Regions from separate parts of the Homo sapiens genome. Here region 2 is linked to region 1. The links are chromatin loops, found by intact Hi-C in ENCODE. Cell type or tissue: mammary epithelial cell. All regions are shown on one strand. Links, peaks and the distances in the headings refer to the core of each region. The heading gives the core; the rest is flanking DNA. Region 1 overlaps IGFBP7 (insulin like growth factor binding protein 7). Region 2 overlaps IGFBP7-AS1 (IGFBP7 antisense RNA 1).

Region 1 (12,208 bases), core at 2,603-10,602:
AAGAAAATGTCAGCCAGGTGTGGTGGTGCACATCTGTAGTCCCAGCCACTTAGGAGGCTGGAGTGGGAGGATCACTTGAGCCTATGAGTTAGAGGCTGCAGTGAGCCATGATCATGCTACTGCACTCCACCCTGGGTGAAAAGTGAGATCCTGTCTCAAAAAATAAAATAAATTTCACTCAAAATCTTCCTCTAAATGGGAAGATGGGGACTCAGTATTGGAAGAAAGGTTCTGATACCAACTTTAGGAAAACCCTTCGTGTGTCTGCAATCAATATTCTTTTGAATATATCAGCTTCCGTTGTTTCAGCTATAACCCCTGTAGGCTGGAGCACTCGGGCAATGTGAGTAGAATGCAGCAGTGTCAATTTCCCTCCTTTGAATCTTAGACAGGTAGAGAAATTATCTCATTTTAAAGTCCTAAGTATTCCCATACTCAGTTTTAGACATTTCTTGCTTTTCTTACTGAGATAAAGTATGTTATTTTGAAAATCCAGTCTTCAGAAATCTCATTCACTTTGTCATTGGTTCATTCATTCTTGTAGTCATTCATTCATTCAGGTACCCACCAAGCCCTGTGGGAGACCCTGTGTTGGGCTAAAGGGCCATGTCAATAGGCCATCACTCAGAAAACCGTGGGAATCGTGGTCAGGATGGAAGTTCTAGAGTCAAACCTACCCTGAATCCTGGCTCTGCTTCCCATGTGCTCTGTGATTCTGGGCAAGTTATTTAACCTCTCAAAGCCTCCAATTCCTCATCTCTACAATGGGGTAATAAGCATAGCCACTTAACTAGATTTCTGTGAGGATTACCTGAGATAATATATGGATGAGCCTGCACTGTGCCTGGCATACAGTAAACTCAGTAAATGATAATAGAGGCAATGGTAAGGACAGTAGTAACTTTTATTATTAACAATTATTAATGAGACAAATAGCATGAGAGTGATAGGAAAAGCGCTGTTAGATGTTGGACAGAAGATAACTGGGAAGATTTCATATAGAATTTGACTTACTAGATTTTTTTCACTTGAGGTTTAAAAAAAATCTTAGTGGAGAAATTGGGAAATTCCCTTTCCTTTGCATTTCATTTTCTATTACTTTCCTGAAGACTGAAACTTCAGTGTAGAATTTAGCTGAAGGCTACATCCCAGCATTTGCATTGGCCTTGGAGTGCCAGGGTAATTATTCTGTCAATTATTTGACTTTTTAAAGTCTGTCTACCTTGAAGAACCTCTGCAAAGGAGGACCGTGTTAATGTGTAACACAGAGATAAGCAAGGCTCTGCTCTTTTTTTTTTCCCATGGCTGTTCAACTGGAAAACTGAAATGGTTCTATTTGCGTCTCAGCCAGCAGTGTTGAAAGGTGGGGGATAAATGGCTTTTACTAATGAAGTACAGTGGGATGTGAATTTTAGCAATGCAAAATGCCACGTATCACCTGCAATTTGTTTTTTTAAAACACACACACACACACCAAAAAAGGGAAATCACAAGACAACATAAACCTCGCTTGAAGAAACGATCGTGTTTAACAAGAAGACAGCAAAGAGAAATACTCTGAGTTGAGCCAAGTAGATGTGTGCTGCTTTTGTAGATGGAATAAATGATCCTCACTTGCATAGACAGCAAGGTCATTTTTCTCACCCTAAATGGAAGGCATTAATCATCAGCTCTGAAGAACAACATTCAGGACAAGAAGAAACAAGCCACCGCAGCAGGAGGTATTGAATTGAGCCAGAGAACTGGGGGCCCTGTGGACGGGAGCCAGCTCAGCCCAGGTAGCAGCTCCCAGATCAGCAGGGGTGGGTGGTGGAGCTGGTCCTCTTGAGCCCTAACAGCTTTGTTGGGAACTTTCTATTGTTCAAGAAATCTCCTAGTTACCATCCATGTGCATTTCTGAAATGCCTGACTGTGCTCCGGGCTCTGTAGGCTCTGGATTAGCTGGTTCTCTGTGGACCCCGTCTGCATAAAAAGCAAAGATCAAAGGAACATGGTAGAGCTCTTTAAAAAAAAAAAATCCTAAACTCACAAGTGAATGGGAAATGCATATTTATATCACTGGCCCATCAAGGGTAAGGGTGTTCTGTGAGAGGGGAGGAAGAGAAATCATTAAGCAGGAGCGAAGCTCTTCAGATTAAGAGCTGGAAGAACTGCATTGAAGACTAAGAGGAGACTGAAGGCAAACAGTGGATCTTTTACCATTTTTCTTTTTTTTTTTTAGACAAGTTTGAAATCGAGTTTTACCGCTTTCCCATCAGCTACACCAAGTAGTTTACTTGTGCAGTGGCTAATTAATTTGTTGAGGCAGAATTTTAGGTTACCTATGAGGTAATATGGAATAGTGGTTAGGAGGTGTCTAGCTTTTTAATCCCAGCTCTATCATTTATGAGCCTTGTAGCACTGGGCAAGTTACTCGACCTTTCTGTGTCTCAGTTTCCTCCTCTGTAAAATAGGAGACAGTACGAACCTCACAGGGCTGTCGTGAGGGTTAAATTATTTACACATATGAATGCCCATAGTGAGCAGTCAGTGAACAGGTATTGCTGTTGATTTTGTTACCGTGGCCACAGTTGGGTGGGGTGGGTGGTGCGTGGCAGGAATGAGTTGAGGGGGGAAAAGAGTAACATGAAACAGGATAATAGAATGTGGTTGTTGACAGGAACCATGAAAGTCATCCGGTCCAGCTCCCCCTTAACCAAGGAAACAAATCCTATTGCATTTTAAAATAATTGTTTTGAAATTGTAAGTAATAGTGCCGATTTATTGATTGAGTGCTCTGTGTGCCAGACAGCATGGGAAGCCCTGCGCCTGCATCACAACACTCCACGAGGCCTGAGTGCTGTTATTACCCCATTCTGTAGATGAGAAAACTGAGGCTCAAACCGTTAAGTCATTTAGCCAGCATCACCTGGATCGGAATGCAGACCTGTGTGAATGCAGAGATTCTGTGAGTGACGCGGCAGTTCTGTTCCCTTTGCATTTCATTTCCTGTTACATTCCTGAAGACTGATGATGCTTCAGTACAAGATTCAACTGAAGGCTGCATTCCAGCATTTGCATTGGCCTTGGAGTGCCAGAGTAATATGTTCTGTCAATTATTTGACCTTTTAAAATATGCCTTCTTTTGGTCAGCTGTGGTGGCTCACGACTGTAACCCTAGCACTTTGGGATGCTGAGGCAGGCAGATCACTTGAAGTCAGGAGTTTGAGACCAGCCTGGCCAACATGGTCAAACCCCGTTTCTACTAAAAATACAAAAATTAGCCGGGTATGGTGGCATGTGCTTGTAATCTCAGCTACTCAGGAGGCTGAGGCAGGAGAATCGCTTGAACCCGGGAGATGGAGGTTGCAGTGAGCCGAGATCACATCACTACATCCCAGCCTGGGCGACAGACAGAGTGAGACTCTGTCTCAATAAATAAATAAATATGCCTTTCTTGAAGAACTGCTATAAAAGGAGGACTGTTTGGATGCGTTCTGTGGTCTCATAGAAGTGAATGTATAACATCCATGAATGCATGCCTTATTCTGCTTTGTCTCTTTCATATAAACGCAGAGCACCATATTTTGTTTTTTGTTTTTCTGTTTCCACACTATACTGACATACAGAGTACATATTTTGAAAAATACTTTAATACTATTAATTTTGAGTAAATCATGTTTCAGTACTAGTGAGGTTAGCGTTTAAAATAAATAATATTTATTCATAAAAAATTTTCCTTTGGAATCAAGCCATCATTTGATTGGATATGATTGAAATTATGAGTAAGATGAAGGATACATCCCTGACAACTTTCAACTATTGCTCAGATACACATGACTGCGTTTTCAGGAAGTCTCTTTATTGTTGGATATCCTTTACTGCTGACAGACCTTCGTTACCTTGACCTTAAATAGGTAATGATTCTTTGATCTTAGTGCTTCCCTCTGAAGTAACTAAAATCAAGACTGCTCATTCTCTGACATGGCTTCCCTTCAAATGTAGAGGATATTTCACAGGTGTGTCCCCACCCCAGGCTTCTCTTCCTTAAGCTAAACACCCACGTCACCTTCTAAGCTGGTTTTCAGACCCCACAAGATCCTTTAATCTGTCGGTTCTACTCTTCACCTCTTGGAAGGGAGCCAGTGCTGCAAGACTGTCGGATCTGTACAGAGCAGGCTGGAGCCATACGCTTACACGAAGGTGACCAAAATGGCTGGCTTCTTAGCTTTCTGGCTTCACTGATGTCAGGGAGGTTGCATGGTTAAATAATGAAGGAGGAGTGACAAGCAAGAGCCAAGAGAGGGACATCCAAGGACTGTTTCCAAGTGATCCATGGTAGAGGCTTCATGGCATTCCTGTTGTTTGTGCTTTGAGCAAGAATTCCTTGGTACGTTGGTTCTAGTAAAGAGATCAGCTATGGTCTGAATATTGGTGTCCCCCAGAAAATTTCTCTGTGGAAGCTTTAACCCCCAGTGTGATGGTATTCACAGGTGAGGCCTTCGAGAGGTGAATGGGATTAGTGTGCTATAAGAAGAGACAAAGAAAGATGATCTCTCTTTCCACCATGTGAGGCTACAGCAAGAAGGCAGCCATCTACAAGCCAAGAAGTGGGCCTCCCCAGAACCCTACCATGCTCGCACCCTGATCTTGGACTTCCCATTCAATACACTTCAGATGCTTAAGCCACCAAGTCCATGGTATTTGTTATAGCAGCCCAGGCCGACTGAGACAAGAGCCTTGGTATTCGAGATTTTTATATCGTATTCCTGAATTCTCGAAAGTTCTGAAAATAAAGAGATGTTCATAGGGCCCATATATAGTTATATATAACAGATCCATGTTCCAAGTGGACAAGGATGAGTGGAAAGGCAGGTACTTCAGTCATACACAGATATTCAGGTAGCTCCTTGATGACCTGTCTACCCACCACATTCCTCTGCCTTGTGTCTACCTTTTTTTTCAAATGTGAAAATTATCTGGACTTTATTTTTCTACTTGTCAAATTCTCTTTAGCTTTTTTTAGCTGTTGTGTTGACCTCTTCTATCTCTAAAAGGCATTTGGTTATTTTTTTAATGTTTTTGCTTCACTGAAGCTTAGTGTGCTTTTTATGGTTTTATGGTTACCTTGCAGAAATCTCATTAGAAAAGCACTTTAATATATTACTTGGCAATGAGACATCTGACAATGTTCTAGTTCATTAGTTAGGAAACCTCCCCAAGCTTGGAGGAATAGACATTCCTCTGTGAATGGTAGAGCTTTGATCACTCCTGCAGGGGCCAGGATTTATTTTAATGCATTTTAGGGGAGGAGAAGATATCCTAAGCCTGGCAAAATAAAAATAACACAGATTAAGGAAACAATGAAACATTATTTTAAAAGAAATGCACTTCAGTTAATATTATTCTATGGGATCTCCTGAGTCCTTTGAAGGCAGAGCTTATCTTAGAAAATATGTCTCCTTTAGTGGGCAGGAGGTTAGTTAAGCAACCTCACACCAGATCACAGATTATACTGAAATGATCCTAATAAGGAAAGACTTTCCAAAGCTATACTCATTTTAGCATGAATAAATGGATTCAAGTCTTATTTGTGGGATTTTAATTTCCAACTTTGAATTTGCAAACTATCAAATTCCTTCAAAGACACGGTGTGCAGAGAAGGCTCTGAGTAATAGGATTGCTTATTTTTAAAGGAAGATGCCCTTTAGCAAAGCACGAGGCTTTGACGTGTGATCAGTCAAGGGTCCAATCAGCACGGATTTCCCCACATGGCACTGTTTCTTGTTGAGTTCCAACCAGATTTAATAACTCATACAAAATGCAACTCCACCCTGAGGGTGCCTAGTGCATTCAAAGCAGATAATGCTATATTGTTTTAACACAGATTATGCCAAATGAAGTACAATTTAAATTCCTGAAGCATGACAGTCCTTGGGTGCTTGTGGCTGTGTTTTAGTTGGGTGCTGTATCTTTTCTTTCTTTCTTTTAATTGAAAGACTTAAAAGAAGCAAGCTGTCTGAAAAAGTGTTTAAAAGAGCTTGGTTTTCAAATGGTATAAATAGGACAGAGGCAGAGGATGCTATGGAAAAAGGGCCTTCCTCCAACTTTAAGAGGTAGAGGAAAGAAATGGGAGAGTCTGGGCAAAAGTGACGTAAGCCCCTGAAGTCAGGCTGGAGACTCTTTTGTGTCTCATGTGAGGAGAGAAATGGGTGAAGCCTATAGTACTTTCACACTCCCCTGAATGGGAAGTAGAGGCCAGATGCCAGTTGCAGCTTCTTTTTAACTTTTTAACACCTTCAGAGGCAGGAGAAAATGGTGGGTGGGGGGAATGTTTTTATTTGGGATTAGAGGTAAATTTTCAGGCCGGACGAGGTGGCTCACGCCTGTAATCCCAGCACTTTGGGAGGCAGAGGCAAGCAGATCACTTGAGGCCAGGAGTTCAAGACAAGACTGGCCAACATGGCAAGACCCCGTCTCCACTAAAAATACCAAAATTAGCCAGGCGTGGTGGCACGAACCTGTAATCCCAGCTACTCGGGAGGCTGAGACAGGAGAATCGCTTGAACTTGGGAGGTGGAGGTTGTAGTGAGCTGGGATTGCTCCACTGCACTCCAGCCTGGGTGACACAGCGAGACTGTGTCTCAAAAGAAAAAAGAGAGAGAGAGAGAGAGAGAGAGAGAGATGCATTTTCCAAAGAGGAAAGTACGATGGGCAGAGTTTGGAAGCTCGCTTGCTGGTGCCAGGACAGTGGCTGGGTGAGCTGCTGCCCTTGGGAAAGTCGCTAGGTCCTCCCATCTTTCCTCTTCCCTTTTTCCTCACCTTTGTGCGATAGAGATTATGATCACTCCCGATCAACTCCACAGGACTGTCCTGAGGATCAGATAAAGAGAACACGCTTTAGAAGGCTCACCACAAATGGGCTGTGGCCGTGGATGTGGTGGTGGTGACAGTGGAATTGGCATCTGGGTTGGCTTGTAGCCTGGCCTGTAACTGTAGTTGTGGAAGCTTAGGGGGCTGTTTGAAGAGGCCCCTCCTAGTCTGACCTCATGAGCCAGAGACACTAGTAATCTTGGGCAGTTCTGGGGCATTTTGTTGTTATTTATTTATTTATTTAATTTTTTTTTTTTTGAGTCAGGGTCACTCTGTCACCCATGCTGGAGTGCACTGGCAGGAATCTCAGCTTATTTCAACCTCAACTTCTCTGGCTTGAGCAATCCTCCCACCTCAGTCCCCTGAGTAGCTGGAACTACAGGCACACACCACCATGCCCAGCTAATTTTTACATTTTTTATGGAGACAGGGTTTTGCTATGTTGTCCGGGCTGGTCTTGAACTCCTGAACTCAAGCAATCCTCCCCTCTCAGCCTCCCAAAGTGCTGGGATCACAGAACTGCACCACCATGCCCAACCCAAAATGCATTTATTTAATATACATCACAAGCACTCAACTGGAGGCTTAAAAGACTAATAATAATAATAATAATAATACCACAGCTCAAGATACAGAGTGCTATACAAAAATCACAGAAAGGACAGACCATCTAAGGAAAACTTAAAAAGACGACACAAGGACAGGCTGGGCAGCCTGGGTCAGGGCTCCTGGCTGGTGACCTGCTTTAAGTAGGTTTCTTGCAGGTGCTTCTTAAAAGCTGTGGGGGGTTTCCAGAGCTTGGCAGCATGCCTGTTCAACGAGCTATCAATGTTGGGTTTGCCTCGAAGGCTGTGGATGGAGAGCAGGATGGTCCTGACATCATACAGGGCAGACCACTTGTCCTTCAGGATGTCCAGGCAGATATTACCCTGGGTGTCCATGTTGGGGTGGTAGCAGGGCGTGAGGAACTTCACCATGGGTACATTGTAAGGGTAGCCCCTGGGGAGCTCTAGGGAGAGCTTATACCTCAGGTCTTCATATGCTGTGCCAGCTGCTCAATGGATGGTCCCCACCCATTTGAAAAGGTTGCCTGATTCAGGCAAGGCAGAAATCCCTGTGTCACTAGGCATTGTGAAGGTCACCAACTCCTGCTGTAGCCTTTTGCCCACAAGGTACCGGGCAGCACCCCTGCTGGTGGTGGCTAGGCAGCAGCAACGCTGGTGGTGGCTGGGTCAAGGTTTTGACAGGCCATCTAGGTGGCACTGACAGAAAGATAGGAACTTAAAGAACACAACTGCAACTGACTATTTAATTTTTTTGAGACAGGGTCTCCCTCTGTAACCCAGGCTGGAGTGCAGTGGCGTGAACACAGCTCGTTGTATCATCAACCTCCTGGGCTCAAGCAATCCTTCTGCCACAGCCTCCTAAGTAGCTGGGACCACAGGGGCACCCCACACAAACACACTCAGCTAATTTTATATATTTTTGTAGAGATAGGGTATCTGCAGCCATAAAAAAGAATGAGATCGTGTCTTTTGTGGGAACATGAATGGAGCTGGAGGCCATTATCCTTAGCAAACTAACGTAGAAACAGAAAACCAAATACCATGTGTTCTCACTTATAAGTGGGAGCTAAATGATGAGAACTCATGAACCCAAAAAAGGATATAACAGACACTGGGGTCTACCTGACAGTGGAGGGTGGGAGGAGGGAGAGGAGCAGGAAAGATAACTATCGAGTACTGAGCTTAATACCTGGGTGATGAAACAATCTGTACAACAGACCCCCGTGACACAAATTTACCTATGTAACAAACCTTCACATGTACCCCCAAACCTAAAATAAAAGGTTTTTTTTATTAAAATTTAAATTTAAAAAAAGAGATAGGGGTCTCACCATGTTTCCCAGGCTGGTCTCGAACTTCTGTCCTCAAGCAATCTTTCCATCTCAGCCTCCCAATGTGCTGGGATTACAGGCATGAGCCACTGCACCAAGCCTAGGACATTTTTAATAATCACCTCCCTTACCCCAGCCAAGGTTCCCAATCCTCAGAGAAAAAGCTGTTCAAGACAAACCTTCCTAAGCAGACCCAAAGCTTTGACAGCCCATATGAAACCTGCCTAGGAGTACCCTGCTAGCCTCCATGACCAAATATGCCACAGCAAGGCTGATGTGGCTCCCTTAGACCTATTCTGATATCAACTGAGATCAGTCCCTTATTCTGGGCGGAGAGCCTGATGGCCACATGTGTGCTGTTAGAGGACACTGCCCACACAGTGACCACCCAGGGAAAAAGAAAGAGAGACCCAATTTCCTTGTGTGTGTTGCAACATGGCCAGTGTTAGAGATCCAGGGTTGCTTAATCTAACCCCAAGTGATTAAGAACCAGCTATGATACCAGACTGAGTGCAAACTTAGTTGTCAGCACAGATAAAGAAAGGAAATAGACACATCAGATGTAAAAGCCCCAAATAGGCCTCCTACTGACAGATCCTGCTCTCCTAACGCATGCAGACCTCTCTGACTTGCTGAGATGTATGTATATTCAATGACAGCATGGAATTGAATGGTTGACTAGAAGTGGCTTTCCAGAGGCTGCAGCAGGAGGAACATTCTTTGTAAACACCAAGTATTTCATTCCCCCCCAATATATCAAAAACAGTGTTTTCAGTAGGATCTGGAGTACTGCATTGATGGGCATCACTTTTGACCAACATATGCTCATGCGGTACCTTATATAGATTCACACACTTCTTCTAGACAGGCTTTGCCACCACCTTATGCACATGGACCCTCGGGACTTCAGTAACTTGCAGGGCCAGGTGTGTTCAGAGCAGAAGAAATATGAAGTAGTGTGCAATGAATAGGTGCAGGGAGAACCCATCTTCAAATGAATTGGCCTTTTTAATTAGCAATTTTATGTGAACAGATTATTTAATACATTGAGATGTGTGTGTTACAGCATTCAACACTGATCCACAAGCTTGAACACATTTGTGTTTTAGAATTAATCGATTTTAATCAAGTAGAAAAATGCACTGAACATCCCTTGTATCCAATGCTCATTACCCCTGCGGCCAGTTTGTGAGCTGGCTTGTGTTGTCTTAGACTTTCAGAAGAGAAAACAAAGGTCTTCTTATTGAACCTTTTGGTTGTACATTGCATGTTTGATTTGAGAACAGTTATGGTTCAGGCCTGCAGTAAGAGATTGAGAGCCTTACATCATTATAAATGTGGCCTGGGGCATCCAACTCATTTAACTAGAGGATAATGCAGAGGAGTGATTTGCAACTGACTTCTTCCTCCCACAAACTAATATTTTTAAATGGTTTGCACTTTTTTCTGTCCCCAAAGGGATTTGTTAAGTGTGATTTTCAGCAGGACATGTACTTTTTTTATTTGTTAGCCATAATGGAAATGCATAGATAAACTGAATCTGTGTTAACATAATAAGACAATCAAATTTTTTGTTTAGTTGTGGGGAAGGGACGGGATAGAGGAAGTAGAAAAAGCTCCCTCAAACATAAGCTGAATATTTATGTGGTTTTTGTTTTTATTTAAACCAACCTCTTTAGAAAATTACTTTCTTAATAAGACATTATACAATGAATTTTTCCAGTCATTTTGAGGGAAAAATATGGTACTCTGGGAGAACTTCTAGAAGAAAGAGGAAAGACTCACTTAAGATTCCCAGGACCTACAGAGGGCTGGTGCTGAATAGTTCCCACTGAGGACCTTCCATTTCGGTGTTTTTTGTCTTTTGTTTTTTTGAGACAGGATCTCACTTTGCCACCCAGGCTGGAGTGCAATGGCACGATTCCGGCTCACTGCAACCTCTGCCTCTGGGGTTCAAGCAATTCTCCTGCCTCAGCCTCCCGAGTAGCTGGGATTACAGGTGTACACCACCATGCCCAGCTGTTTTATATTTTTAGTAGAGACAGGGTTTTGTCATGTTGGCCAGTCTGTTCTGAAACTGCTGACCTCAAGTGATTCACCTGCCTCGGCCTCCCAAAGTGCTGGGATTGCAGGAGGGAGCCACCGCACCTGACCCCATTTTGTTTTGTTGTGAGAGACCATAAACAGCCTAGAAAGATAGAAATCTCAATAATGAGAAGTTTCTGTAATGTGTGGCTCCTGCCCACCTTCTCTCTGCTTATTTGCTGTCTTTTTTGTTTGTTTGTTTTTTTAGAGATAGGGCCTTCTCTGTCACCCAGGCTGGAGTGCAGTGGTGACATCATGGCTCACTGAAGCCTCAAACTCCTGGAGTCAAGCAATGCTTCTACCTCCACCTCCCGAGTAGCTGTGACTACAGGCAGGTGCCACCACAGAAGGACAGACCATCTAAGGAAAACTTAAAAAGACAGCACAAGGACAGGCTGGACAGCCACCAGACCTGGCTAATTTTTTATTTTTTGTTTTATTTTTTGTAGAGACCAGACCTCACTATGTTGCCCAGGCTGGTCTCGAACATCTGGCCCCAACAATCCTCTCACCTCGGCCTCCCAAAGCACTGGGATTATAGGCATGAGCCATCACCCCAGGCCTATTTGCTGTCTTGATTCTCTTTTCTGCTCCCTCCAGCCCCACAGATGGCCCAAGACCCCAAATGGGCAGTCAAGCTTCCCCACTAAGTTGAGTTTCTTTACTGGACAACTCAAGATGTCTTGGTGAGATCCTGTCTTGAAACAATGCCAGGAAAGTACATGAGGTCTCCTTCCTCCTAAAAACACCCCTAGAAGGAGGCCTGGGAGGGGCAAGCCTGGCGGTTCAAACTGGTGATTCAACCACCCACATAAGACCCTCTAGGCTTATGGGTGAGCTGGGTGAGGGGCTCAGAGAATTTCTCCAATCTTGGCCAGAAAGGCTTCCTTACCACTTTCACATTTCTCTCGTGTCCTTCAGAAGGGGCCTGCATCCAAAAGTGGCCATGGAAAGCTTCACAGAATTAGCTTTTATTGTAAAAAAAAAAGTAGCAAATGGAGGAATGACTGAAGAGAAAGCATGCTCCAGCTATCAGTCAACTTTGAGGGCATGAGCCCATGTTCTAAATTTAAACACAATCTGTCCCTTTCTCCTTGTATATCCGGTTTCCTTTCACTTCCCTCGGTGCCTTCAACTAATCCCATTCTTGGTTTACTGCTTGGCAGTGATAATTATATACATGCACTGTGACAGTTCAACCTTTCATGTGCCAGTTCCCATCTTTTGATATTTTCTTTTATTTTTTCTGTGGAAAATAATATGACAAAATCCTGCCATTTGTATGTTCTTCATTTTTGACTCCAACCATGCACTACTGAATAGAAAGTATCTCAGCCTCCTTTATTTTTCTCTGCCGTTACTGATGTGTTTCTA
Region 2 (12,208 bases), core at 2,670-10,669, 75 kb before region 1:
GGGACACTGCTTTAGCATGCATCTACATTTCACCACCCTTGATGTTGGCAAGTCTGTGAATCCTCCATCCAATGAAGAGATCCAGAATATGCCGCTTCAAAACGTGCCACTTTGGCATAAGGATTATTTTGAGCTGAAGGCAATTGAGAATCAACAGATGCAGGAAGAGTTCTCTGCCCTCCTCTTGTCTGCCTAAAAGCAGGGTGTAAATTTCCCTTTGTGAAAGTGTCCCACCCTTCACCCCAATACCGGGGAGCAAAAGCAGTCATCACCAGAGACAGAGAGTTGACACCAAGAGGAGTCTGCAAAAACAGACCCCACTAAAATAAGGTTTTATCTTCCATTAGTTCTCCCATATATTTTTCAGTCACTTCCCTACCCTGTCTCATCCTCTGAAGCCTAAACCCCCTTTCTTTTGTTAAAATGCGATATTAGCCCTGGAGCCTAACTAACCACTTCTTTGAGTTTCACTTCTTTTCTGTGAACTCCCATGCACGTAAAATACGAATAAAACTGTATGCTTTTCTTTTCCTGCTGTTAATCTGTCTTTGTTAGTTTAATTTGAAGGCCCCCAGGTACTAAATATAAGAAAGTCAAAGAAACGCTTTTTCGTCTCCCACAACAACTACAAGCACCTTTTTTTCCCAAACCAGAGAGCCTCTTTGTTACTGCTGACAGCCTCCCTCTGTCATGTGTCTCAGGGACATCCTGCCTAATAATGCAGGCTGTCTTTGTTCTCACCTTCAAAGAAAAACACTTTCAGAAAGATCCAGCTACTGAGAGGGAAACCCCATAATCTCCTGGTGTCTTGCTTCTCCAGGAGCAGGAAACTTGAGACGTGGGGTAAGCACCAACCTGGAAGTCAAGAGGTTTGGGTTCTTTCCTGACTCTACTCTGTAACCTTGACATTAACCAGACCAGGGGTCAGTTCCTTTACAGAAGGAAGGAAAGGGAAAGAGAGAGAGGAGGGGAGGAAAATGGGGGAGAGAGGAGGAGGCAAGGGAAGGGGCGGGCAGGGAGAGGAAAGAGAAGAGGGGAGAAGGGGAGGGCAGGGAAGCAGCCAGGAGAGGTGATTCTAGCCCCAGCTCCTCTGCTTTCTCCCAGAGTCACCGCGAGCCAGCCCCTCACCTCTCCGAGTTTCCATTTTCCCATCTATAGACTGAGAGGAGTGGAAGGTGCCTAGATCAGTGCTTCTCAAGGTGTGGTTCCTCCACCAGTAGCATCAGCCACTGTTACCCCAATGCCAAAGGTCAGTCTAGGTCCTGCTGTTCACCACGCAGAATGCCAATCACTGAGACAATGACTATTACCAAAGAAGAAGGCTTTCACTTGGCTCAGCAGCCAAGGAGAACAGGAAACAAAGCCTCAAATCTGTCTCCCTGGCCAACTAAAACTGGGGGGTTTCTGTACTGGTAGAAGGAATGTAGCTATAGGCGGGAAGGAATTAGGGCAGGATAAACAAGCAATCATGACAAATGAAGGGTCTGGCTGTCATTATCCAGTTGCAGTGATCTGGTGACTTTTAGTCTCTTGCCTGAGGGCTCATTTCCTGAGGAAGCAACCCAGATGAGGCAAACGAAAATTTCAAGTTTTAAAACCCCGGAGGGTCAATTTCTACATTTGTTTAAAAAAAAAAAAAAAAAAACCTGTAAATATCAGTTCTATGGGAAAATTCGACCAGTTTCACCACCACAATGTTGGCATGAGGATCACTGGGGAATTTATCAGAAATGTTAATATTTGACCCTTTCCCAGACCAACTAAGGAAGAATCTCTAGGATGCACCCCAGAAATCTGTGTTTTAAGAACATTTCCAGGTGATTCTCACTCAAATTTGAGAACCATAGGCCTAAACAATCTTACAGGTCTCTTCCAGATTAAAAAACCTCAAACTCTTTTTGCCCTAACCATAAGAGTTTTTGCCCCAACTTTAAGTCTTCTTCCTCTCCCTCCTCCTCCTCCTTCTCTCTCTCTCTCTAAAAAAAAAAAAAAAAATCCTGCTGCAAACTTCTCTCCTCTCAATAGATTGCTAACTTCAAGAGACTTAAAATGAAATTTGCATTCAGTTATTTCCATAGCAATCTTAACAAAACCATTAAGATGTTTTTGTTCTTTAATTCATCTGTTCCTTCTTTTAAAGGGACTGTGTTTCTTTTTCAGCTATAAATCCAATCTTATCTAAGGATAACCCTTAAACACACTTCAGCAGTACATAATTGTCGTCCCAGTTAGCGGTGTAAGGAATGTCATTAAGTCATATCACCAAATTGATCCTCAGTGACAGCTTTCCCAAAGACCAAGATAAAACTGAACTTACACTCATAAGTCCACAGGAAAGAATCTGTCTCCACAGTACTCCATCCACCTTTATTGACTTCACACTCTACACACTGACCCTGCCTCCAGAAATAGCTACCAACTTTCATTGGTGAGCCATCCTGCCCTGCTCTCAGCCCATGTAGTTCTGGTGCAGCTGACTCTACACCCAGCTCCAGGCTGGGCCAACAAAAGCCTTCATGGCCCTGGACACTCTACGTGGTTCAGAGACGAACACGTGACCAATCAAATCAAATGAGACACTGACTGGAACTTCTGGGAAATAAACCTGTATTCACTGAGCTAAAACCTGAAATGATGAAGCCTAGAGTTCCACAGCTGTTTTGTTTTTTGCTTTTGGTTTGGTTTGGGTTTTGGAGGTTTTGGGGAGTTTTGATTTTTGTTTGTTTGTTCGTTTGCTTTTTGAGACAAGGTTCACTCTGTCTCCCAGGCTGGAATGCAGTGGCATAATCACAGCTCACTGCAGCCTTGACCTCCTGGGCTCAAGTGATCCTCTTGCCTCAGCCTCCTGAGAAGCTAGGACTACAAGTGCATACCACCATGCCTGGCTAAATTTTTTGTTAATTTTTTGCAAAGACAGGGTCTCGCTATATTGCCCAGGCTAGTCTCAAACTCCTGGGCATAGGCAATCCTCCTGCCTCAGCCTCCCAAAGTTCTGGAATTAGAGGCATGAGCCACAGTACCCAGCCAGAGATGTTTTAAGACTATGAGGGAAACTTGTTTGAGATGAAGCCACCAAAGAGGAATAAGAGCTGAGAGGCCAGGAGAGAGAACCTGGAGCCAGATGACATCATTTCTGAGCCTGTATCAAACCAAGCCTGAAACCAGCTACACTCTGAACCTTTCAGTACAAGGTCCATTAAATTTCCTTTCTGCACTGGGTTGACTTTCTTATCACTAACACCAAAAACATTTTAAAGTAGAAATTCATACAGCATTTAATAGGCAATTTATCAGTGTCTACAAAAAGAGTTTCTTATGCATAATTCTTGCCCTAACAATTTTACTTCCAGAAATATATTCTGAAGAAATGCTCTCACAATTATCAAAATATATGTATACAATCAAGAAATTCATTAAAGCATTTTGACAAACGATCCTTTGGGAAAGGATTGGAAACAACTAGTGTCATTCAATAGAAAAACTTATTCACAAATTATGTTGCATTATGCCATGAAGCATTGTGAAACGATTCAGATAGATCAATATAACTGAGATGAAAAAAGTCAGATTTTTGTTGATAAGTAAAAATAACCAGTTTCAAGCTGTGTTTTAAATACTATTTTTGAAGTGAGAAGAATGAATGCATGCATGTGTTGAAAAGGTCTAAAAGGATCAAATGGTTTACAGTGGTAATTTCTGTGGAAGGGGATGAAGGACCATTCACTTTTAAATCATTTTTATATGGTTAATTTTTTTTACCTCAAACATAAATTACTTTGGCATAAGAATGATACAATAGACTGTAGGAACTCAGGGGAAAGGGTAGGAGGGGGTGAGCGATAAAAGACCACACATTGGGTACAGTGTACATTGCTGGGGTGATGGGTGCATCAATATCTCAGAAATCACCACTAAAAAACTTATTCATGTCTGTTCCCCAAAAATCTATTGAAATAAAAAAAATTAAATATAAATTATTTTGGTAATTAACAAAAAAAATGGACAAAAGAAAAAACAGTAAAAAGCAATACATTTGAGTAGTGTTTTGGATAAGCAAGCGTGTAATCAGCACCTACTGTATGCTAGGCTGTATGCCAGGCACGGGGAATCGCAGATGAGCCTCAATGTAAACACAACACTGGGCAGCCTATCCACACACACCCTAGAGTCACTGTGCCCCGCCTCCTATTGTGAAGACTTGGCCATAATGAACGACAGGATGAATTCATCTCTTAAGAGTGAACCCAGCCGGGTGTGGTGACTCATGCCTATATTCCAAGCATTTTGGGAGGCCAAGGTGAGCGGATCACCTGAGGTCAGGATTTCAAGACTATCCTGGCCAACAGGGTAAAACCCTGTCTCTACTAAAAATACAAAAATAAACCGGGTGTGGTGGCATGTGCCTGTAATCCCAGCTACTCAGGAGGCTGAGGCAGGAGAATTGCTTGAACCCTGGAGGCAGAGGTTGCAGTGAGCCGAGAGCATGCCACTGCACTCCAGCCTGGGTGACAGAACAAGACTCCGTCTCAAAAAAAAAAGAGAGAGTGAACCCATGGATTTTAGCACAATGTGGGGCAAAGCCAGTGCCACCAAGTTACCATTCAGTGCTATGAGGAAAAATTCTTGGATGCGTTTTATACAACAAACTAGTCTTGCACGGGCTCCTGAAAAATCCAGAGCTGCGTGGTTATGAAAGTGCTGGGAAAGCCAATTGTTTGGCACAGACTTGAAGCCCAACGGCCCCATTAAGAGTATTTGCTTTCATTCTGTGAAACAGGAAAATGGGCTTTCGATTGGAAGGGCATCTCAAACCAAAATCAGTGGGGCCTCGTGTGCCGGGCTGATGCAACCCCTGAAAATTGACCTGAGATGGCCAACTTACATCCCCAAACAGCATTTGCAGAGGAGGAGTGAGCACTGTGTTCCTTCCAGCCATGGGAAGGTTATAGTACCCTTGTTCTATCACCACTCCTGGACAACCCAGTTTCCATGAAGCAACAAAATTCTCACCACTCTCTAATTTATCCAATCATGTGTTGATTATGTTCTTGTTACTGCACTGTGAACTCCACAAGGGTAGCACCATGTCTATCCTGATCTCCTCATCTATAGCACAGGTCTTGACACTTCATAGAGGCTCAATGAACACTGCTGGATTAATAAACCCATTCTTCAGACAAAACACAACTTTTTTGCCAAAAAAAATGTAAACCGATGTAAAAAATGTAAACAGTGTTTTCATCTCCCTCCTCAGCTGCACTACAAAACTGAGAGTTATAGATTAAGGAAGAAGAAAATGAGACGGTGCATGTGGAATCTTCTGCACACTTTAGAGAACTATACAAATGTTGGTGAATATCATTACCACGATCTGAAAAGTGTGTAGGAAACTAGTTAACTTCTAAGTAATGGCTTCATCATATTCCCTTCTTAATAGATGATTTTGAAAATAAAAATCAGCCAGCAGTTGGCACTTCAATAAGTGGATTAAGGCATATTTGTGTTTATATTTTTTAGCAATCTCCCTCATTTTATGAATTTATGATGTTAATGAAGAGTAAAACAGAACCCCAATCATAGAGTCAAAGCCTCTCAGAGCTGGAAGGGAACATAAGTCAAGTATTCTACATCTTCTTACAGATGCAAAAACTGATGCCCAAAGAGGTAAAGCAACTTGGCTAGCTTCACACAACTAATTCTTCAAAGAACCAGGACAAGATCCTTTGTCTTCTGGCAGACTTTCCTCCTCTACATCATGCTAGGTCTGAAATTCTGATTGTGTTGGTCATTGTCAGACAATGGTTGGTGTCTGTCTTTTCAATGTAAAGTCAATACCCCCAGTGCAAAAGTTAAATCAACATTGCACTCAGTGTCAATGATAACAAATCATGCTGCTTCAAGCTAACAAAAATGGCCTTTACCTGCAGACGGCTCTTTCTTTCCTTCTTCTCCCCCTCGTTCCCTTCCCTTCAAAACCCACACTTGTCCTGGATACCCCAATGCAAATGCCAGTCCAGAAAACTTCAGCAGCTAAATGCCAGTCAGCGCAAAGCCCTATTCTCAGCTGCAGTAATAAAGCAGTTGAAAATGCTGTGCATTCCAGTCACAAAAGATATGATTTCTGCCTGAGATTGTCCGATAACAGAAATGAATAATGGTTCTTTGCCTGAAAATACGTATTGATTGTTGGCTGTGAATTTCACCGTGGATAATGCTGAAGTCACCATCCTTCAAAGGTGTGTGAATTGAAGTTGCTGTTACCTAATCCTTGCAGGATGATTTGTAGCAAGAGACAAGACAAGGCAGGAGAAATGTCTACATGTAGGTCAGGCTGGACCTTCTCCAACCAATTTTCCATCCCAGATTATTTAATCTTCACTTCTAAGGTCCCAGTTTATTACATGCAAAGGACAGATTGATTGCCTGCATTTGACTAAGATGAAGACAGCTTTGTACTCTTGAATCTTTTGCAGAACTTAATTCTTCAAAATCACCCCATATTCCCAGGCCCAGCCACTACTGAACAACTTAAATATCTGCTGGCCTGACCTACCCCAGGCTGTATGTACTTTCCGTTTGCCTGTGAATGGGAACCAAATGGAAACCAGCACATACTCCTGGGTGTCATCAATTCTCCTCAAGCCAAACCAAACTTCATTCTAGCTCCTCAAATGCAGCAATAGTTCTTTGATATTTTTCACTTTCTGATGCTTAAAAGCATTAAGGACTACTAGCTAATTTGGCTACTAGAATACTTTTAAGTCCTGCAGAATGTGGTTGGTTAGTCATAGATGATTAACAGAGGAAAAGAACAGTGTCCAAGTGTCAGCTTCATGTTACTCTAAACTCCTAGCAACTAGGACATCAGAGTCTGGTGAGCTCAGAAATTCTAAGTGTGTGAAGCTTCTCACAGGGTAGAATTCAAAGGACTCCCAAAGTTTCCTTAATCCAGAACACTTCTCCAGCAACCTATTATGATACCTAAAATTTTACCATTAAAGATTTGTTTCAGGCCAGGCACAGTGGATTGTGCCTATAATCCCAGGACCTGGGAGGCTGAGGCAGGAGGAACACTTGAAGCCAGGAGTTTGAGACCAGGGTCAACATAGCAAGACCCTGTCTCTATAAAAATAAAAAGAAAAAAATTAGCTGGACATGATGATGCATGCCTGTAGTTCCAGCCACACAGGAGGATGAGGCAGGAGGATCGCTAGAGCCCAGGAGTTCGAGATCATAGCGAGGTATATTTGTGCCACTGTGCTCCAGCCTAGGTGACAAAGTGAGACCCTGTCTCCAAAAAAAAAAAAACATTGTTTCATTTGAGTTCAATCAAAGTGAGGTCTCTGAATGGCCCTTGTAAGAATCCCAGAAGCTAAGCTCTTAGAGGGCTAGCTATTATCTCCACATTAGCGGAGGTGTCTTCTAAGTTGACAGGCACTGAGCACAAGCCTTTATGAGAATATGAAACATCCAGATTGGAGAGAGACATGAAGAGCAGGAAATGAGTCACAGAAAAGAGGCAAAGAAGGCACTTAGGTACCACTTCCCAATTTAGTCCAGAATCTGTTCAAGGAAAACACCCATCCAATTTATGAGAGAAATTAGTCCCAGTGAAATGTCCAGAGAATAGAAGTGATAAAATTCCCCATGACATTCTTGGAACCTTTTTTTCTAGAGACAGAGTCTCACTCTTTTGCCCAGGCTGGAGTACAGTGGCTGAATCATAGCTCACTGCAGCCTTGAACTCCTGGGCTCAAGTTATCCTCCCCACCTCAGCTTCTCGAATAGCTGGGACTACACAAGTGCACCATCACACCGGCTAATTTTTTTATTTCTTGTAGAGACAGTCTCACTATGTTGCCCAGGCTGATCTCAAACTCCTGAGCTCAAGCGATCCTCCCACCTCAGCCTCCCAGGGTGCTGGGATTACAGGTGGGAGCCTCCACGCCCAGCCTCCTGGAACTTCAGTAAAACCTAAAGTAGGTTTTTATGCCTTTTCATTCCTGTAACTCACATCATTGGTTGCCACCAGGTGCCTAATCAGGGAAACTAGGACAAGTGGGTGGACACACTTGAGGCAAGCAGAAATTAAAGAGGAGAAATGTACCGTTTAACATAATCGAGTGTCATTAAAAGATTTTTAAATGCTTTCTAAAGTCAGCAAGACAAATCAGTCGACTTCACTTTCTTTTTTTAAAGTGTAAAAAATTGCCACTAGAGTGGGGAAAAAAAATCTCTTGGATGCATTAGTGCTTTATCATTGTCGTCAGCTCTTGCTTTGCCTAACTAATGACTCAATCATCTCTCTCCCTCTGATCCAATCATGTTTCTTCTACCCCAGAGTTGGAGGAGAGTCAATTTCCTCATACTCAGCCGGTACTTAGACCCTGGGCGTAATCCTGGCCTCTTTATCATCTCTTTTCAGGAAGGCTACTAACTGAAATTCTTCTTCTCTAAATGAATTCTATAATGACCCAGAGCCCATATTCACTAACTTTCTTTCCTGGCTTGTTTTATGTAACTATTATAAAGGTAATACTGAACTGCTGGCATCCCACCTACTTAGTGTGTATCTGTTTTGCTCCTTCCCATTTCTACTACTAATAGAAACAGTTTGTCTCTTGTGTTTTATGACACCAAACCCTTGAAATGATCTAATGTAACCTTCATCATTGGACCCACTGGCTTTGGTAAAAACCTGCTGGGGATAGATTCTCCAAATGCTCTTCTCTCCATCTTTGAATGTATCTCTTTATCCATTGCCCCTTCTTCAATCCTATCTCAGGAAAAATACTATACCCCTTGCTCTCTGAGACATAGTATTTCCACTTCCACTCTTCCTTGGCCTTGTCCATTTTGCCTCCTGCTGTATCTTGAAATACGAACTTTTTAACCCTAAACCGCCACCCTATAAATGCTTCCTGTCCTCTGTGTTCTCACTCACAGCCTCTAAATATGCATCTGGGTCACCTAATTAAAACATCTCAACCCTCCCTCCATGTAGAAAGTGCAGACACTAATTCAATGGCTACTTTATATCCTTTAAACGATATATCCAGAGTGACAGGCACATAGCGGATGCTCACAATGTGGTCGTTCCTTTTCCCCAACTGTAGTGGATTTGTTTCTCAGCCTTCCAGCCATAGCTGAGGGAGGACAGCACAGTGGAGGGGAAACAGGCAGATCTTTAGAGTCATGCAGACAAAAGTGTCCTCCCCAGCTCCCCCACCTGCCGTCATATCTGTATAACAGTGTGGGTTGTTGACATCTCAGTCAGATTCTGCATAGTGAATTAATGTGGGGCTTTCCTTTCTCCTACCTTCAAGGGCAGGGACCATGATCTCAATTTATCTTTGCATCAATCTTCAGTTCCAAGAGACATGCCTGGCAAAAAGGAGCTATTCAGCACATATTAATGGAACCAACATGCAACAGAGATAACTGAAGATGATATTAAAAGTAATATCAGACACCATGGGGATAAGAAGGGGACGAGGGGAACTAGGTTTTCAGAAATGCCAAGAAATTCCTGGAAGTCAAGAGCAACTCTCCAGAAATGGACAAGAGAGAAAGGGTAAGGAAGGAGGTACAGTGATCACCAAAGAAAAAAGAGTAAGAAACTAAGGAATGCAAGACCAAGGGACTCTGATATTTGGTGGATTCTCTAGTCCTTTTTTAACAGGTACACTTCTATTAAAAATTGAAATGATTCTACAACATTTATATGAGGATTTTTAGTCATTAGATGCTTTTTATGTCCATTCTCTCTTATCAAAAAGGTGCAAGAATTTTCAACCTATTTCTGTTGGGTGCAGGGAGAAGAGGAGGAATAAATTGGAGGAGGGATTAATTATCTGAAAGAACATCTGGGAAACATAAGCAGGCATGGGATTCCAGAAACGATAAGAATCTCCCCTGAGGTCCAAACAGAAGGAAAGGAAGTTTCCTTTCAACCCTCTTGAAAGGACTTGAAGGGGGTTTTGCCCCTATTTTAGCCTTTGTTGTTTCAAAATAATGTAGGATTTTGTCTTCCATAGTTTTCATCATTTATTTATTTATTTTGGTGAAAGCATGTATAGAGAATTACAGAAGGGAATCCATGTATTATTTAGAACTAGCAGCTACACATAATCATTTAAACTAAAGATGGTTGATCAATAATTCTCTACACAGAAGAGAATTCTCTCTCACAGAGGAAACAAAAGGTTTTGATGTCTCAAGTCCTCTGAGATTGCACCTACAGCATTGGTCACAAGTTCCTACAGCCAAAATGCCTTTATCAGAAAGGAACATTCTAGAAGAGGCCAAGCTAATTATGACATTAGAGCCATTATCAAGAGAAGAAGCCAGTGGCTAGCAAGCTCTACGTGCTTGAAAAGACCATGATGTATTTTCTGTGTGTGTGCTCTCCTCAGAGGAATAAAAGACAATAAATGGACCAGGTATGGTGGCTCTCACCTGTAACCCCAGCACATTGGGGGGCCAAGGATGGAGGATCTCTTGAGCTCACAAATTCAAGAGCAACCTGGGAAATAAAGCGAAAACCCATCTCCACAAAAAAAAAAAAAAAAAAAAAAAAAAACACTAATTAGCCCATGTGGTGGTGCATGCCTATAGTTCCAGCTACTTGGGAGGCTGAGATGGGAGGACTGCTTAAACCCAGGAGGTCGAGGCTGCAGTGAGCCATGTTCTAAAAAAAAAAAAAAAAAAAAAAAAAAAAAAAAAAAAAAAAAAATTCTTGGCCTTGCAGGGTGGCTCATGCCTGTAATCCCAGCCTTTTGGAAGGGAGGCAGATGGATCACTTGAGCCCACAAGTTTGAAACCAGCCTGGGCAATATGGTAAAACCCCATCTCTACAAACAATACAAAAATTAGCCAGGTGCAGTGGCACACACCTGTAGTCCCAGCTACTCAGGAGGCTGAGGTGGGAGAATCACCTGAGTCCGGAGGCGGAGATTGCAGTGAGCCGAGATCGTGACACTGCTCTCCAGCCTGGGTAACAGAGTGAGACCCTATCTCAAAAAAATAAATAAACATATGCATACATACTATCTTTACCATGTTTTAAACCCTAGTAGAGTCTAAAGATGGAATTATGAATTTTTAATGTTTTCTTTTTTTGTAACCCAAATAAAACTGGGTATTTCATGATGAGTCACAATACAGTTTTGCATTCAAAAGAATCCAAAACCCAAAAGAAAACATTAAAAAGCAATGTACATTTTTATGGAATTCTTTTGAAGAGAGTGGGAAGAGTTACTAGATGGCATGACACTTGTGAAAACATCTTTAAAATCATATATATATATATATATTTCTTCTCAGTTTCACAGCGCACAGCTAGGCGGATACATACAAAATTTTGTCCTTCTTTCTCTCCATCTGACCCCAGCTCTCTGCTTTGGGGTCTGTTCTGTTCTTCCAATTGCTCTGGGCTCTTTTGACTAAAAATTATTTCAGTCTTTCTGTCCTTACAGTTCTGCAACCTCACATTTTCTCAGCAGAACACTAGATCCTGTCTTCCTTTGACAGGGAAGGGAATGGGAAAAGGTGTGATTACTTACACATTCATACTTTTTAATGTTACAGACTCTATCATATCTGTATTTTCTAAATCCTTTTAATGAATATGTATAACATTATAATTAAAAAGGCATATTTCCTTTTTTCAATAAAACACAGAAGGTCTTTAAAATGTACCTTAAAAGACTGTACTTCCAAGGATCATTTCTGTAGTGCATCATTAGAGAACAGGAGAAAGGGTAGAGCATCGAAGAAGGACAAAAACCATATGATCATCTCAATCAATGCAGAAAAAGCATTTGATAACATTTAAAATATCTTCATAATAAAAACTCTCAACAAACTAGGCATGGAAGGAACATACCTCAACATAATAAAGGCCAAAAATGACAAATCCACCACTAACATCATGCTGAATGGAGAAAAGCTGAAAGCCTTTCCTCTAAAAACTGAAGCAAGACAAGGATGCCCACTGTATTAGTCTGTTCTCACGAAGACTAATATGGGGCTATATTAAATTACCCAGACTTGGTAATTTATAAAGAAAAAGAGGTTTAATAGACTCACAGTTCCACATGGCTGGGGAGGACTCACCACCATGGTGGAGGTGAAGGAGGAGCAAAGGTGTGTCTTACATGGCAGCAGGCAAGAGAGTTGTGCAGGGGAACTGTCTTTTGTAAAACCA

What was found. Peaks named below come from ENCODE experiments on the same cell type or tissue, not always from the same donor. Only the 100,000 strongest peaks of a DNase experiment are listed, where the experiment ranks them.
Region 2: it touches region 1 in a loop (2.9-fold over the local background); 4 of 110 quality-filtered maps call a loop at or near these places.

Annotation. Positions count from the first base shown.
Region 1 is chr4:57,068,496-57,080,703 of GRCh38, reverse strand. The region is part of intron 1 of IGFBP7 (insulin like growth factor binding protein 7); the gene reads left to right. It also overlaps the pseudogene UBE2CP3. Among named protein-coding and RNA genes, the nearest start is that of IGFBP7-AS1, 35 kb to the left of the region's middle. In mammary epithelial cell, for the core only: a CTCF peak has its summit at 5,814; DNase peaks (open chromatin) are centred at 2,963, 5,773, 9,233 and 10,043; H3K27ac peaks cover 5,499 bases.
Region 2 is chr4:57,143,662-57,155,869 of GRCh38, reverse strand. All of the region lies in intron 1 of IGFBP7-AS1 (IGFBP7 antisense RNA 1), which reads right to left. Among named protein-coding and RNA genes, the nearest start is that of IGFBP7, 39 kb to the right of the region's middle. In mammary epithelial cell, for the core only: no CTCF peak of the experiment used is centred there; DNase peaks (open chromatin) are centred at 4,209 and 6,829; H3K27ac peaks cover 1,493 bases.